2 separate regions of the Homo sapiens genome follow, and region 2 is linked to region 1. A link is an interaction called in ENCODE POLR2A ChIA-PET data of the cell type or tissue named here. Cell type or tissue: PC-9. All regions are shown on one strand. Each heading gives the region's core, and the rest is flanking DNA. Links, peaks and the distances in the headings are about the cores only. Region 1 overlaps TLE1-DT (TLE1 divergent transcript). Region 2 has its middle 100 kb from the start of SPATA31D4.

Region 1 (8,619 bases), core at 2,256-7,255:
CTCAGCCTCTCAAGTAGCTGGGATTACAGGCATGCACCACCATGCCAGACTAATTTTTGTATTTTTAGTAGAGATGCGGTTTCGCTATGTTGGCCAGGCTGGTCTTGAACTCCTGGCCTCAAGTGATCCACCTGCCTCAGCCTCCCAAAGTGCTAGGATTATACGTGTGAGCCACCACGCCTGGCCTAACCCAATTATCTTTTAACTCAACAATTCTCTGTCTACCAGGAGACTCCTAGAACCTCTTCTTTGTGTCTTTTTTCATTTGAAATCTTTCCTTTGAAATCAGGCCTACTTTAGAAAGACGAAAAAAAAAATCAAAATACAAAACCTTCATTTGTGAAAAATGAAAGAAAAGGAGAAGGGATTTTTCTCTAGATTTAGCTTTTCTCAGTAAGGAAATATTAGACCATCAGGTAATCAATCTTGGCTACACAGTTCAAGCAAAAAACAAAACAAACAAAAACCATAGATTGCTTAGCACTGCTGTATCCCTAGACGAATTCTACCAGCTTTTACATTGCTATTACTCCCTTCCCCATTGCAGCCATTTAAGAAAATTTCTATTTGGGAAGATAGAACAAAGCCTATCTTTATGCTGTAAGCAGTGCCTAGCTCTCAGATTTGGAGGAGGGGAGAAGAGAAAGGAATAATGAACAAGGAGGAGGAGAAGGTGGTATTTAGTTTCTGCTTAAATTTCACTTAGTAAGAATTTCTTCAGTGTCAAATGGGGAGGCATCCTTAGGATTTGCAGTTTGTTATATGTCATCCAATGTTTTCAGATACATTCTTTGGAATATATTCCTCTTTTTTCGATAGGTATATTCACATAATAATACATTAGCAGGCATTAGGAACAGCATGGACTGGAAGGTCCACGATTGTACCAGGCTAGAGCTAGGAAACTTTTTTTATTTATTTTATTTATTACTTATTTATTATTTTTATTTTATTTATTTATTTATTTATTTTTGAGATGGAATCTCGTTCTGTCACCAGGCTGGAGTGGAGTGGCGCAATCTCGGCTCACTGCAACCTCCACCTCCCAGGTTTAAGCAATTCTCCTGCCTGAGCCTCCCGAGTAGCTGGGATTACAGGCACGTACCACCACACCTGGCTAATTTTTGTATTTTTAGTAGAGATGTCATTTCACCATGTTGGCCAGGATGGTCTTTATCTCTTGACCTTGTGATCTGCCTGCCTCGACCTCCCAAAGTGCTGGGATTACAGGCATGAACCACCATGCCCAGCCTACTTTTTAAATATATATACAGGGTCTTGCTCTGTCACCCAGACTGGAGTGCAGTGGCACAATCATAGCTCACTGCAGCCTCGACCTCCTGGGCTCAAGAGATCCTCACACCTCAGCCTCCCAAGTAGCTGGGACCACAGGTGTGTACCACCATGCCTGGCTAATTTTTTTTTTTTTTTTTTTGTCAGAGTCTCACTCTGTAGCCCAGGCTGGAGTGCAGTGGTACCATCTTGGCTCACTGCAACCTCCGCCTCCAGGGTTCAAGCAATTCCCCTGCCTCAGCCTCCTAAGTAGCTGGGACTACAGGCATGTGCCACCATGCCTGGATAATTTTTGTATTTTTAGTAGAGACAGGGTTTCACTATGTTGGCCAGGCTGGTCTTGAACTCCTGACCTCGTGATCCTCCCACTTCAGCCTCCCAAAGTGCTGGGATTACAGGCATGAGCCACCACGCCCGGCTTAATTTTTGTATTTTTTGTAGAGACGGGGTTTCATCATGTTGTCCAGGCTGGTCCCAAACTCCTGAGCTCAAGCAATCCACCCACCTTGGCCTCTCAAAATGCTGGGATTACAGGTGTAGAGCCACTGTACCAGGCCTAATTTTTCAACTTTTTGGAGAGATGAAGTCTCACTATATTGCTCATGTTGGTCTTGAACTTCTGGGCTCAAGTGATCCTCATACCTCAGCTTCTTAAAGTGGTGGGATTACAGGTATGAGCCACTGCACCCAGCCCTAGGAAGCTCTTTCATAAGGAGGGAATATTCTATTCCCCATCATCCTTTTGGATTGAAGATAGCAGCCAAGATGGTATTAGGAAAAGGTGGGAAGGTAGTGATGGTGGTGGTGGTGGCAGGTGGAAGGGATTAATGTTGAGAATTGTTATTTCCATTGCAAAAAGAGCCTGATGTGTTTTATGAATACTATCATTCTCAGTTCTTGAAAAATACTCTGATAGGACACTGCCTAGTTCTACAATCTCAACAGATAATTAGTAAGTACCCCAAGTTGGAATTAGTTTCACTGAGTTTAGCTCAGAGGTCTGTATAGAAAAAAAAAAAAACAGTTCTTTCACAGGTACAAGGAATGGTAGGGAAGCAGCCTCTTCTTAAGTTGGCTTTGGGACCCAGAAAAGTGCAAATAGTTTGCAGTTTGCTAGTGGCTAGATGGCGTCCAGCAAGCCTTTAAAATAAATAGAATAAATAGGCCATACCGTCCTGAATGCGCCCCATCTTGTCATAAAATAAATAGAATTTCTTTAGTGAAGCATTTTCTCCCCAAAAGCTATGACAATTCTTTTAGGGGCTAATGGCCTTCTCATCGAAGTCCAGCTGTACACCTCTCATGGTCCTCGTAGAATTCAAACTCCTGGGCTGTTGGTCCTTAGTAGGTGGACATTGTCTAATCCCTTACTCATCAAGATTTAGCTGCCCCATATCCACTTTCAAGGATGGGCGTGTATGCGTTAATGAAAGTTAAAGTTTTCAAGCATAATCTGTTCCAGGTAACAAGTTATCAGCCAATATGTTTATTTAGATCTACCAAAAAATACAGTTCTCTTCTAGGTATTGAGGACATAAGGAACTATTACATAAATGTTAATTCTTCTCTCAAAACATACAGGATAGCCAGGAATCCAAAACTCATACTTTAAATTATAAGTAATAGTAGAAGACTATCACAGAATATATGCTACGGATCAAATAAGGGTTAGCTTCAGAGAGCGCTGGATGAACTAGTGAGGCCATGTGACTTGAAATGGTGTCATGAGTGTCACTGAGTCTTGATGCTGTGCTCCTGGAAGAACACAACCAAATGAAGACAATTTTACTCGTGGAAAATGGCTCTCCTATCTACGCAGGCTAAAAAAAAAACCACAGATATATCTTCATGAAAAATAATCTGGCCGTTGTGCTAGGCCTAAGCAACTGTTTCTGAACTTTTCCAATAATACTCGTTTTCTACGTGTTAATTATTTCCAAATACTTATTAGCACTAAAGGTATAAAAACTTATGGCATGAAAATTTAAATTTAAAAATTTCTATTTGTTAACCTAATTTGGGCCAGGTGAGGTGGCTCACACTTGTAATCCCAACACTTTGGGAGGCCAAGGCTGGAGGATCACTTGAGGCCAGAAGTTCAAGACCAGCCTGGGCAATAATAGAGTGAGACACTCATCTCTACAAAAAGAAAAAAAAAATAGCTGAGTTTGGTGGCACACGCCTATATTTCTAGCTAGTTGGGAGGCTAACACAGGAAGATGGCTTGAGCCCGGGAGTTGAAGTTTACAGACAAAGTGAGACCCTGTCTCTAAAATTAGATTATAAATAAATAAATAGAATAAAAAGAGAAGGTCAATCAGAAGATATTAGGATCTCTATTACCCAGGAGCAGCAGAAAAGCCTGGGAAGGAAGCACTCTCTCTCTTGAGCTCACAGACAGTAGAAGCAACATAGTATTAGCACGTTTTAGATAAGTACAAGATTTGTCAAGTTGAACAATATATGCTCTGGTTCTTACCTAACATCTTTTTCTTCACTTCTAGTTCTTAAAGATGTTGAAACAGGCCCGGTATGGTAGCTCACGCCTGTAAACCCAGCACTTTGGGAGGCCGAGGTGGGTAGATCACAAGGTCAGGAGGTCAAGACCAGCCTGGCCAAGATGGTGAAACCCCGTCTCTACTAAAACAAAAATTAGCCAGGCGTGGTAGCGGGCACCTGTAATCCCAGCTACTCGGGAGGCTGAGGCAGAGAATTGCTTGAACCTGGGAGGTAGAGGTTGCAGTGAGCCGAGATTGCAACATGCACTCCAGCCTGGGCGACAGAGCCAGATTCCTTCTCAAAAAAAAAAAAAAAAAAAAAAAAGATATTGAAACAGCTTGAAGCAAGACCTGTTCTTTCTAGGGTTCTCAGTCTCTTTTGGAGTTAGTTTCGGTGGGCTTTACCAACGGAAGGGAGAGGTAAACATGGCTGGAGGGTATGCCTGGCAGTAGATTTGGGAGAGGGAATTTCTTCTCCTGCACATCTAAAATGGCTCTAGCGCCCTCTCCCCCTCCCCCTCCCCCTCCCCCTCCCCCTCCCCCTCCCCCTCCCCCTCCCCCTCCCCCTCCCCCTCCCTCTCCCTCTCCGTCTCCCTCTCGCTCTCCGTCTCCCTCTCGCTCTCCCTCTCCCCACGGTCTCCCTCTCATGCGGAGCCGAAGCTGGACTGTACTGCTGCCATCTCGGCTCACTGCATCCTCCCTGCCTGATTCTCCTGCCTCAGTCTGCCGAGTGCCTGCGATTGCAGGCACGCGCCGCCACGCCTGACTGGTTTTGGTGGAGACAGGGTTTCGCTGTGTTGGCCGGGCCGGTCTCCAGCCCCTAACCGCGAGTGATCCGCCAACCTCGGCCTCCCGAGGTGCCGGGATTGCAGACGGAGTCTCGTTCACTCAGTGCTCAATGGTGCCCAGGCTGGAGTGCAGTGGCGTGATCTCGGCTCACTACAACCTACACCTCCCAGCCGCCTGCCTTGGCCTCCCAAAGTGCCGAGATTGCAGCCTCTGCCCGGCCGCCACCCCGTCTGGGAAGTGAGGAGTGTCTCTGCCTGGCTGCCCATCGTCTGGGATGTGAGGAGCCCCTCTGCCTGGCTGCCCAGTCTGGAAAGTGAGGAGCGTCTCCGCCCGGCCGCCATCCCATCTAGGAAGTGAGGAGCACCTCTTCCCAGCCGCCATCACATCTAGGAAGTGAGGAGCGTCTCTGCCCGGCCGCCCATCGTCTGAGATGTGGGGAGCGCCTCTGCCCCGCCGCCCCATCTGGGATGTGAGGAGCGCCTCTGCCCGGCCGAGACCCCGTCTGGGAGGTGAGGAGCGTCTCTGCCCGGCCGCCCCGTCTGAGAAGTGAGGAGACCCTCTGCCTGGCAACCACCCCGTCTGAGAAGTGAGGAGCCCCTCCGCCCGGCAGCCACCCCATCTGGGAAGTGAGGAGCATCTCTGCCCAGCAGCCACCCCGTCCGGGAGGGAGGTGGGGGGGGGGGTCAGCCCCCCACCCGGCCAGCCGCCCCATCCGGGAGGGAGGTGGGGGGTCAGCCCCCCCCGCCCGGCCAGCTGTGCCATCCGGGAGGGAGGTGGGGGGGTCAGCCCCCCTCCCGGCCAGCCGCCCCGTCCGGGAGGTGAGGGGCGCCTCTGCCCGGCCGCCCCTACTGGGAAGTGAGGAGCCCCTCAGCCCGGCCAGCCACCCCGTCCGGGAGGGAGATGGGGGGGTCAGCCCCCCCACCCGGCCAGCCGCCCCGTCCGGGAGGGAGGTGGGGGGGTCAGCCCCCCGCCTGGCCAGCCGCCCCGTCCGGGAGGGAGGTGGGGGGGTCAGCCCCCCGCCCGGCCAGCCGCCCCGTCTGGGAGGTGAGGGGCGCCTCTGCCCGGCCGCCCCTACTGGGAAGTGAGGAGCCCCTCTGCCCGGCCAGCCGCCCCGTCCGGGAGGGAGGTGGGGGGGTCAGCCCCCCGCCCGGCCAGCCGCCCTGTCCGGGAGGGAGGTGGGGGGGTCAGCCCTCCGCCCGGCCAGCCGCCCCGTCTGGGAGGTGAGGGGCGCCTCTGCCCGGCCGCCCCTACTGGGAAGTGAGGAGCCCCTCTGCCCGGCCAGCCGCCCCGTCCGGGAGGGAGGTGGGGGGGGTCGGCCCCCCGCCCGACCAGCCGCCCCATCCGGGAGGGAGGTGGGGGGGTCAGCCCCCCGCCCGGCCAGCCGCCCTGTCCGGGAGGGAGGTGGGGGTGTCAGCCCCACGCCCGGCCAGCCGCCCCGTCCGGGAGGGAGGTGGGGGGGGTCAGCCCCCCTGCCCGGCCAGCCGCCCCGTCCGGGAGGTGAGGGGCGCCTCTGCCCGGCCGCCCCTACTGGGAAGTGAGGAGCCCCTCTGCCCGGCCAGCCGCCCCGTCCGGGAGGGAGGTGGGGGGGGGGTCAGCCCCCCCCGCCCGGCCAGCCGCCCCGTCCGGGAGGTGAGGGGCGCCTCTGCCCAGCCACCACCCCGTCTGGGAGGTGTGCCCAACAGCTCATTGAGAACGGGCCAGGATGACAATGGCGGCCTTGTGGAATAGAAAGGCGGGAAAGGCGGGGAAAAGATTGAGAAATCGGATGGTTGCCGTGTCTGTGTAGAAAGAAGTAGACATGGGAGACTTTTCATTTTGTTCTGCACTAAGAAAAATTCCTCTGTCTTGGGATCCTGTTGATCTGTGACCTTACCCCCAACCCTGTGCTCTCTGAAACATGTGCTGTGTCCACTCAGGGTTAAATGGATTAAGGGCGGTGCAAGATGTGCTTTGTTAAACAGATGCTTGAAGGCAGCATGCTCGTTAAGAGTCATCACCAATCCCTAATCTCAAGTAATCAGGGACACAAACACTGCGGAAGGCCGCAGGGTCCTCTGCCTAGGAAAACCAGAGACCTTTGTTCACTTGTTTATCTGCTGACCTTCCCTCCACTATTGTCCCATGACCCTGCCAAATCCCCCTCTGTGAGAAACACCCAAGAATTATCAATAAAAAAATAAATTAAAAATAAATAAATAAATAAATAAATAAATAAATAAAATAAAAAAAAAAAAGCTAAAAAAAAAAAAAAAAAAAAAAAAAAAAAAAAAAAAAATAAAATGGCTCTAGCAGAGCCCTCTTTGCCCTCATACTTCCGTCCCCTTTGTACCTTCCACTTGACTACCCCCTCACCACCCTGCATTCCCCTCAGTATACTAATCTGGGCCACATTTATCAGCGTGTGTCATTACTGTTCATTAAAGTTGAGAAACCACATTCCATTTTACTCTTTCTTACCTCCTGCCACCCCAAAGGATCAAGCTAGTCTTCCTTGTACATTCTGATGCTGCTTAGACTCAGGAAAGAAACAGAAGTGGAATGCCCTGCTCAGGAGTTCCGGCCTTGGCCATATCTTCTCCTAAAAATTAACCAGAGTTGGCCGGGTGCAGTGGCTCATGCCTGTAATCCCAGCAGTTTGGGAGGCTGAGGTGGGCAGATCACGAGGTCAGAAGTTCGAGACCAGCCTGGCCAACATGGTGAAATGCTATCTCTACTAAAAATACAAAAATTAGCCAGGCGTGGTGGTGGGCGCCTATAATCTTAGTTACTCAGGAGGCTGAGGCAGGAGAATCGCTTGAAACCAGAAGGCAGAGGTTGCGGTGAGCCTAGATCAGGCCACTGCACTCCAGCCTGGGTGACAATGTGAGACTCTATCTCAACACACACACACACACACACACACACAAAATTAACCACAGCTGCACTAATTTGGGGAGGAGGTAGAAGTCAAGCTGTTTATACACTTACCAAGCTAGTTCTTTCTTCCCCCTCTGGCTCTAGTTCAGAATGTGTCTCTTCAGCAAAGATCCCTAGAGGACCAGAGAGGGGAATGACAGGAGCTGTGCATCAGAACTCTTCTCTGAAGCTCTCATATTTGAGGACACTGTCAGCCAATGCTACTGCTTTAATATTAGCGACTGACACTAATAGGCGAAGGAGAGGCAAAGGAATACAGTCCCAACAGAGCCCAACAGTAGACTGGCTGTACCTTTGTAAATATTGAACTAAGAGCCATAAAATATTTTACCTTTCCTAATTCAATAATCCCACTGTTGGAACTGCATCCTGAGAAAACAATTCAAATTAAGACAAGAGAATTCTAATGATACCTACTGCCAATATCTTAGTATCTGAATGCCATTACCCATGAGAAGGTACCAGAGCTCCTTGGAGACATGGCTGATTCAGATCTGGGGCAAGGAAACCTCGTGGTGTGTGTCAGAAAGGAAAATGATACTTAGAGGAGGAACGGTTTTGGGTAGAGAGGTGTTGAATTCTGTTTTGGATTGAGCTGTAGGTACCCGGGAGATGTACAGCTGGAGATGATCAGTGGTACTATACAGATTTGGGTGTTGATTTATACCTGTGTATCAAATCAGATAATCAGTGTTGAAAATTTTCTTGTGCCACCTTGCAGAAGAATTCTCTCTGATGCTTGGCGAAAATGCAGATTTCTAGGTCCCACCTCAGAGGATGAGGCAACTGCATTTTAAAGATGTTCTGATGCTCTCCAAGTGACTTTTTTTTTTTTTTTCTTCAGACGGAGTCTTGCTCTGTTGCCCAGGCTGGAGTGCAGTGGCGTGATCTTGGCTCACTGCAACCTCTGCCTACCGGGTTCAAGCCATTCTCCTGTCTTAGCCTCCCAAGTAGCTGGGATTACAGGCACCTGCCACCGCGCCCAGCTAATTTTTGTATTTTTAGTAGAGACAGGGTTTCACCATATTGGTCAGGCTGGTCTCAAACTCCTGACCTCAGGTGATCCACCCGCCTTGGCCTCCCAAAGTGCTGGGATTACAGGTGTGAGCCACCATGCCCAGCC
Region 2 (8,619 bases), core at 2,286-7,285, 120 kb after region 1:
CATGTTTTCATAGGTAATTCTGATGTACAGTAGGTATTAAATAGAGCAACGAAAAGATGTTTTATTTTAGATTACTGCTAGAGTGATATTTCCCCCATGGCACTAATAATCTGGCTGCTTTCTAAAGCCTATTTCCTCTCCCAGTTTCTCATAGACTCCCAGCACTGTTTTGGCAGAAGGGTAAGCCATTGCATTGAAATTTCTGCCTTGGAAAAGTAGAAGATCAACTTTATATATTATGCATTTTATATTTAGACTAGAGGGACATGGTGCATTTTTTTCTGGTGGGGAGGAAGATATTAAATAAGTTCTGCTTTTGCAATGTAGAGATAGGAATATATATAGGGGGTAAAAATATTTCAAGAACGGCTTTTTGTAATTGAGTGATTTTTTTTTTTCTAAGACAGAGTCTTGCTCTGTTGCCCTGGCTGGAGTATAGTGGCACAATCTTGGCTCACTGCAACCTCCGCCTCCCAGGTTTGAGCGATCCTCCTGCCTCGGCCCCCCTAGTAGCTGGGATTACAGGCACGCACCACCATGCCCAGCTAATGTTTGTGTTTTTAGTAGAGACAGGGTTTTGCCATGTTGGCCAGGCTGGTCTCAAACTCCTGACCTCAGGTGATCCACCTGACTTACCCTCCCAAAGTGTTGGGATTATAGGCGTGAGCCACTGTGCCCAACCTCGAGTGATCATTTAAGACACCCCTGTATGCATGCATGCTGGTTTGAAATCCAGGGGACACACCACTTCAGCCTAGCCTCTCTGCTGTCTGTATCACGGAGGACTCACAGACCTAGTTTAATTGTATGCTTCTTACATATTTCAAGGCTGACACAGGAACAGCAATAAGAGGCCTGTGGTTGAAACCACATCGTTTTCATCACAGTGGAAAAAAAATAAGGTCATTGCAGGTTTGGAGCATGGTTAGGTTTGAGCCTGCCCACATTATTTTATTCATGTTAAAATATAAAGAGATGGCCGGGCGCGGTGGCACACGCCTGTAATCCCAGCACTTTGGGAGGCCGAGGCGGGCGGATCACGAGGTCAGGAGATCGAGACCATCCCGGCTAAAAAAACGGTGAAACCCCGTCTCTACTAAAAATACAAAAATTAGCCGGGCGTAGTGGCGGGCGCCTGTAGTCCCAGCTACTTGGGAGGCTGAGGCAGGAGAATGGCGTGAACCCGGGAGGCGGAGCTTGCAATGAGCCGAGATCGCGCCACTGCACTCCAGCCTGGGCGACAGAGGGAGACTCCGTCTCAAAAAAAAAAAAAAAAAAAAAAAAAAAAAAAAATATATATATATATATAAAGAGATGAGAAACATATTGAACGAGAGGACAGAAGTTAATTTATTTCTGGGCCTTCCCCTCTCTGCAATATCCTCCCACCCACTTTTAGCTGGAGGGTGAGCCCTCTCTGCCAGCCCTTCTCCCCCTCCACCTTTGGGGTTTTGTTTTTCTTTTTTTTTTTCAATTTGTTAAGATGCTGAAATCTGCTTTGTGTGATTTATGAAGGAACTTGAAGCGATTAGTTTCACAGTGCATGAAAATTCCTCAGGTTCAGGGGGGGATGGCCAATCTGTTACACTGTTTGCCGTGGACTGGGTGGGAACTTGAGCAGCTCGGAGCCATAAGGAGATTGTGTTGAGTTATTAAACACTTGTGGTAAAGCTGCTTATTGTTAATTCCCCGATGTCCTGCTGAAGCGATAGGATAAAATCAGATCGGATTAGATCAAAGAGCCTGGGAGCCAGCCTTTGGAGCAGATTCATTTAATCAATAAAGAGACCTCCTGAGAGACAGGGAGAGAATGGGCAGTGCTGGTGGCTCAGGGATTAAGACCGGGTTGGGGGAGTTATGGGAAAGAAACAACAGTTTATACATAGATATTTCTCCCCTTTTTTAGAGGTGTAATTCTCTTCTCAAATATTTTAGCCACACTCAGCAAAGTGTATAAACATTTCTTTAAGATTCCATGACTCCAACCCTCCATTGCTCCAAAAATGCCCTATAAGTCAGGAAGTTAGAGAGAAAAAAACCACCAAAAAAACAACTTCTGTTCCATAAAAGGTATTTCAACAAAAGCAATTTAGGCTTAAGTGATTCCCCAAGAAACATTAATCCTTTATGAGTCAATCTGCAAAATTTCCTATTGTTCTTTTGTGAGGAGAAATAATAGAGAAACACCAAAAGGCCAAAGTCTAGCTCCACCCCGCTCTTTGTATTCTCCTCACTGCCCACCTCCCAGCCCCCACCAGTAATTATAAGGCATTGTGTATTAAGAGGTATGATGTGGCTTCCTTCATCCATGATTAACACTTACACCAATGCATATTCATTCATCTCTTAGCCCTACCAAACCCTGCTAAAATGAGGACTTGCCAATAAGGAAGTCACACCCATTAGAAAGTTAACCACAGAAAATGAGAGAAAAAATGAAGGATAGAGCAAATTAAGGATGCGAGTCCCTCAATGGTTATTGGCCTTAATGGTGTTATAAAAATGATGTCGGCTTTTACCAGGAATAATTTATATTCTGAATTAAATAAGGATATGTATCTATAAATCCATTCTATAAAACTTAATTTTCCATCTAGATAGGCTGATTACTTTGGGCTCGGCATACCTTTACCGGTTGTTAATTACTGCGGGATGGTTTAACACTATTTTCCAAATCAGCATGCATGCATAAAATGACTGCAATCCAATTTGACACATTATTAGTGATGATTATTGTCATAGATAAATTAGATTGAACAGAAAATAACCTTCATCCTTAGCATGTTTTAGCTCTCAGAATTAATGTGATTTGGTGAACACATATAAATAAAAATCTGACGAGTCCCTGCTGACTACAGGGCCTGTTGGTGCTGAAGTGTATCAATTTCATGCAGATGATGAATTCCTTAAGCATTCAGTGATAATCATGCTTGATTTGACAAGACTTTCTCATGCTATTTTAGGGCCTTAATTTTCTGTGAAGTTCTGTCAAGTGCTCATCAAGCACCCACTTATCTCCGTATCTTAACCTGGCAGCCAATCACAAGGTTGCCTAACAGTACAGCTACGGAGTGCCAGCCCATTAATATTCGGGTCACGTGACTGTCCAAGGAGAGAAACCAATCAATGGCTGATTAACATTCAGGTCACATGACTCCCGAGGAGAGTAAATGAGTTACACAGTAAGACATCAAACAAATTTTCATCTTGAAAGAGTGATTGCTTTTTCTGCTGCTGTGATGTTTGTCAAATTCGCTCTAGCCTTGTCCAATTAAGCTCCATGAGCTGAATTAATAATGAAGAGATGTAAGCACCGAGCCAGCATGAGCGCTGCGATCTGTGCCACGTAATAAGAACTGCTTAAAAAAAAAAAAAAAAAAATCCTACAATGATTGAAAAATCACATCTGGATAACTGGAATAATTGCTTTTGCAATCTTGATGCTGTTTTGTAATCTCCAGTGCAAAGTGTGAACTGGAGTATGCTGGGACATGGCACTGAGCTGGCATTGTACTTCAAAGATGAATGTGTTCTTGAGTTTAGAATGATTTTAAAGGCATTACACAAATACATGTTAATTGGATTATTGTTTGTGACCATAGTAATGAATTTCATTTGCACACTCAATTATGCTCTGGGGCTTTCTGGAGGTATGATCTTTCAAGGTTTTTTAAACTGGCTCATGCCTGTAATCCCAGCACTTTGGGAGGCCGAGGCAGGAAGATCATGAGGTCAGGAGATCGAGACCATCCTGACTAACACAGTGAAACCCTGTCTCTACTAAAATACAAAAAAAATTAGCCGGGCATGGTGGTGGGCGCCTGTAGTCCCAGCTACTGGGGAGGCTGAGGCAGGAGAATGGCGTGAACCCGGGAGGTGGAGCTTGCAGTGAGCCAAAATCGTGCCACTGCCCTCCAGCCTGGGTGGCAGACTGAGACTCCATCTCAAAAAAAAAAAAATTTTTTTTTAAACTGTCAGAAGAGGGGAAGGAAATTATTCTCTATTCTTGTATCTTGGGTGAAGAAAAGACTGAACTAAGTCCTCAGAGAGAATTAGAGTGTTGGTGTGGGTGTGTGGGTGTGTGCTTCTCATTTTATTAACATGCAGAGGTTGATAAATTAAATTCACTGAATTATTTCAAAATGCACATGTGAACCCAGTGAAAATTTTCAGAAAAAGGCAGATGCTCTCTTGCTGTTGATAGCCAGTGACAGCTTTCTTGTAGTTTCAGGGAAAGTTCTATTCAATCACAAAGTCAATTGCATTTCAGCACAGATACACTACTAAATTCAGGTGACATGTTTAGAATAGAGACCCTATGACTAATAAAGCTTTCATTCTTTCCCTGAAGGGAGTGAGACTTGACTAATGGTTTTGGAATTATCAAAGAGTGTCAAATCCCACTTATTAAGTTCCAGCATGAAATTAGCTAAATTCCCAAAGGCCTTTCTAAAACAATATAGTCAAATAAAAGGTGTTGGGCGTGCTGGAAAGAGTGTTAAAACCAGTTACTTGGAAGTGATGAGAAATAAATCTAACCATAGGCAGGAGGCAATGTTTATGTATACAGTTAATAACCTTCTTAATGGGACTTCTTGGCTTGGTGATTCCCGGACGGGGAGGAAAGTGAGATGTGGAGCACAGGGTAGGCGAAGGGCCGTAAGTCAATTCCCAGCACTGTTAGTCAAGGATGGAAATTGCAAAGAGAGAAGCAATGAATTTAAAAGCCCCAGCAAGCTGAGAGAGTGGAAGGAGAAGATGAACTGTACATTTCGAGGAGGAGGGAATGAAGGTGGAAGGGGAATGGTTGCGAGTCCACATTGGATCATAATAAAGTAATTAAAGTTGATTTAGTCCAGAGAACAAGGGGCTCCATCATTTTTTCAGCATTGTCTCCTTAGGGTGAGTGAGGCCTGAAGGAGAGCATATTATAGAAGTGGTTTTATTCAAAAAAGCTAAAGTTGAGACCCCAACCACTAAGACTCAAATGGAATTTCAGATTCTTGTGAAAACGCAGTCCTGAGTTGGTATGAGAAGACCTGAGGTACCCAAGGTAATGTAAGTTGAATGGACATTCTTTTCCTCAATATTTTACCTCTGACTCACTTTGCAGTGAAGTGGCAGCCTGGAGCTCTACTTACATGCAGCTCACACACCATGGAGCCCCTTCCTACAAGCACCCCCACTTCCTGGCACTTGAGAGGCACAGAATGGAAGGTGGCTCCACGTTGTCCTCATCAGTTGGTTTTAGAAGGCCCTGAATAAAAGAGTATTCCACTTTCTGCATAACTTTACATAATTAATAGTTTTCCATGCAAACTACTGTTTGCAGTAATTGTTGTTTCAACAGCTGTTTTCATTAAATTGTAAAGCCCGCTGTGTCTAATCCTTTGAGCCCCACTATTGATAACAAGAACAGCTCTGAAGCTTGCTCTGGAGGAGGGTTCCCTGCCAAGCTGGAAAACTGTCATGAAGTTACTTGAAAAATAAGGCCTACAGTGGGACTGGTTGTGTAGCTAATCCATTAGGCTTTTCAAAAGAGCCATGCTCTGTCCCCTTATGGCTAAATTGACCCAACAACCAATCAATGCCTTTATTTGCTGAGTGGCTGCCCCCGAAGGGTCTTACAGCTGGGTCCAAGTCGTAATCAAAGCCTCCATCAGTACTGGGGCCCTGATGACATAAATGGCCCAACTTTCAACGCAGCTGGCCCAAGTCCAGTCACACCATTTTGAAGATACAAAGAGGCTGTGTTGCGCGGTGGAATTCATTTTCTTGTTTACTTCCTCCAGAAACAAGAGCATCATCAGCACGCTCAGTGCATCGGATCAGACCGCGGAGTTGTTGACAGAAGCTTGGCGAGGCCTGCCAGCTTTCCGCATGAAACGCTGGCTTTCTTCTCATACACCCCCTACCGTTTGTGTCTCTGCCAATTGTAGCACATCAGAGCGGCCATTGAGATAATGACCGTGAAGTCTCATGATACACTTTGATGAAGTGTAACATTTTTTAAAGGATTTTTGTCTGTGCCAAAATGATCGAGGCAGCTGACTAAAAATCGCCCCATCAAAATCAGGGCTGATGAACAGCAGGCGGAGGCAGGAGTCTCCCCAGAGAAGATGGGGGGATTTCGCAGCCAAAGTGTCTTTCTTTCCAGGTCTGTGTGCACCACAGATTCCTTTTTTAAAAAGTTGTCTTTGTTTCAGATGAATATATGTCAGTTGCTGATGCTTCAGCCTCCAACATTTTTTAATTCTTTTTTTTTTTTCTATCAAACCCCAGAAGATGCAGGGACTGATTCCTTTCTGACAGGTCCTTACTAATGACTTAGAACATAATGTTATTGTTAATAACTCCATCTTGCTTGGGAAAAGCATTCCAGAGCTCATCAGTGCAATAGCAGAGGTTTTCAGTCAGAAGCTGACTCTAGATTCGTGTTCATGTAACTTTGCCTTTCTCTAGTTTAGCAGGAATTGAGAGTAGGATACACAAAGTGGTTCTCAGCCAGGGAAAAACAAAATTAAGCTGGTAAAACATAGACAAAGATTCTGAGCTTCTTTGGGAGAAAAATCATATGTTTCATTTACTGCCTGGGTCCATCACGACTACCATTTATTGAACACCTGCTGAGTGAGGTGGGTGATAGGTGATAGTACCAGGTGATTTGGATTTTCACATAGTGTCCCTGACCTGCAGGACAACTCCATTTCCCAAGTGGAGAAACCAAGGCCCAAACGAGGAGCCTCAGTTGGGGCAATGTTAAGTGACTTGGCCAAGCCCAAACCAAAGAGCTGGGAAGTGGGAAGGCAGGTCTGACCCATGCACTTCCTTACAAGATGTGATCCCTTTCTATCTGTGGTTTGCTGTTTCCATTGTGCACCTGATATGGCTTATTAAATGGTGCCCAGTGGGAGAAAACAATTTGTGGTTGAACTGGTAAAGGCAATGAATCAAATGAATTTACAGTCTGCCACTCTGACCTCTTAGCTTTCTCGAAGGAAGACATTAGCTATGTGGCATCCTTTCATACGACTTAACAAACGTAGGCTCAGAAACCAGGTTTAAGTATGAAAGAAGCAGCAGTGAGGTTTTGGCTACCCTCTCTCCATCTGTAGTTTACCTTCTTACTCAAGGTTAAACCTTGGGACAGGTCTTACCCTTCTGAGGAAGTGAGAGCTGTGAACTCTAGGACTTCGCTGAATGTCATAACTAAAGAGACACCTGTATTTAAGTAAGTTTATGCAGAAACCACAAGTGGAAACCACAAGGGGGTTATGGGTCAGCTGCCTTTAGAATCTTTGCTTCTATATAAGAATATGCATGCACATATATATTCTTGGGTGCAGGACTATGTATTAGAGTGGGGCAGAGGTGGTAAATTAGGGGAAGAGTGAAGGTAAAGGAAGCCAGGGGTAGCTGGCTTAATCATGATAAAAACACTTATATTTGCATGTGCAGATGAGATTCCTTTGGGCTTCTTTTAAATGCCTTCATACTGTTCCCTAAGTACAGTCAAATAAAAGGTGACAAAAACTCAGACGACAGAACAAAAGAACCAAGCTAATTTTGTGCACACATTGCAAGCAGTAAACTGCAGAGCTTCACTACCCTCTTTCCAAAGAAAGTATATTTCAGGAGTCAAGATGGGTTCATCCCAGTTTGCATTTAGATTTTATTTTGCTAATTATTTGGATTTTAAAAAGGAACAGTGTCCCAAATCCAAGTTTTGCAGACAAGTTTAGGCAGTCAAATTTATACACCTGAGGCATTGTGAAAGAAAAAGGACAACAGCCTCTCTGGAGTTGGCAGAAATGTGACTAAGGCTTCTCATCCCATAGAAGGCAGGAAGGAGCTACATAGATCCATTTGCACAGGGAAACTTGTCTAATGGACTCAGAGATTTTCTGAGAGTTCTTTCAGCCTCCCTTCTATGCCAAAGTATGGGCATATGCATTTTATAACGGGAGAGTAGTCTATTGGGAGAATCCATCACAAACTCTTTATCTCATTTCAAACAGAAAGCACTAAGACTCCAAAGGCAAAGAGGCTCCTTCTTTCCTCCAGGAGCCCCTGAGTGAGGGAACCACACAAACCCATTTAACTTTAGAGAAAACTGTTACGATTTGTTTCAGCCTGTCTTCTTACCCTCACTTTGCTCATTTGTAGAATGATGGGTTTATATTCTCTGAATACCCCCCAGCACCAAAAGTTTCTAGTTTTTAAAGATTCTTTAAGTATAGACTAATGCCTTTCATTTCCACTGTTTCTAAGAGGATCAGGAAACTAACTGAATCAGTCCAAATTGACAAATAAAAAGATCTATTTGCTACTTTCCAAATATGCTGTACTTCTGAGCCTTTGCTCAAGTCTGTGTTTCTCAGAGTGAGGTCCCTGGACCCAGGCCATCAGCATCACCTGAAATGCAAATTCTCATGCTCCATCCCAGACTTACTGAATTCCTCTCCCTCTCTCTCAGCCCAGCCACCACGTAAACAAGCCCAGCTGTCCTGCTAGAGAGGTTCTGGGGTGAGGCTGCGAGGAGAAGAGCCTTGATTTGAAGCCTTAAGAGTGACCCTGAGCTAGAACCACCCAGTTAAGCTGTGTCTCCATTCCTGAGCC

The links. ChIA-PET counts read pairs that join two places held together with the same protein. Peaks named below come from ENCODE experiments on the same cell type or tissue, not always from the same donor. Only the 100,000 strongest peaks of a DNase experiment are listed, where the experiment ranks them.
Region 2: POLR2A ChIA-PET joins it to region 1 with 5 read pairs; 3 of 35 experiments call an interaction of 5 or more read pairs at or near these places.

Annotation. Positions count from the first base shown.
Region 1 is chr9:81,705,157-81,713,775 of GRCh38, forward strand. All of the region lies in intron 1 of TLE1-DT (TLE1 divergent transcript), which reads left to right. Among named protein-coding and RNA genes, the nearest start is that of TLE1-DT, 20 kb to the left of the region's middle. In PC-9, for the core only: no CTCF peak of the experiment used is centred there; DNase peaks (open chromatin) are centred at 3,748, 4,155 and 7,005; H3K4me3 peaks cover 1,216 bases; H3K27ac peaks cover 2,456 bases.
Region 2 is chr9:81,820,905-81,829,523 of GRCh38, forward strand. No RefSeq gene overlaps it. Among named protein-coding and RNA genes, the nearest start is that of SPATA31D4, 100 kb to the right of the region's middle. In PC-9, for the core only: no CTCF peak of the experiment used is centred there; DNase peaks (open chromatin) are centred at 4,357, 5,097 and 7,247; H3K4me3 peaks cover 714 bases; H3K27ac peaks cover 2,066 bases.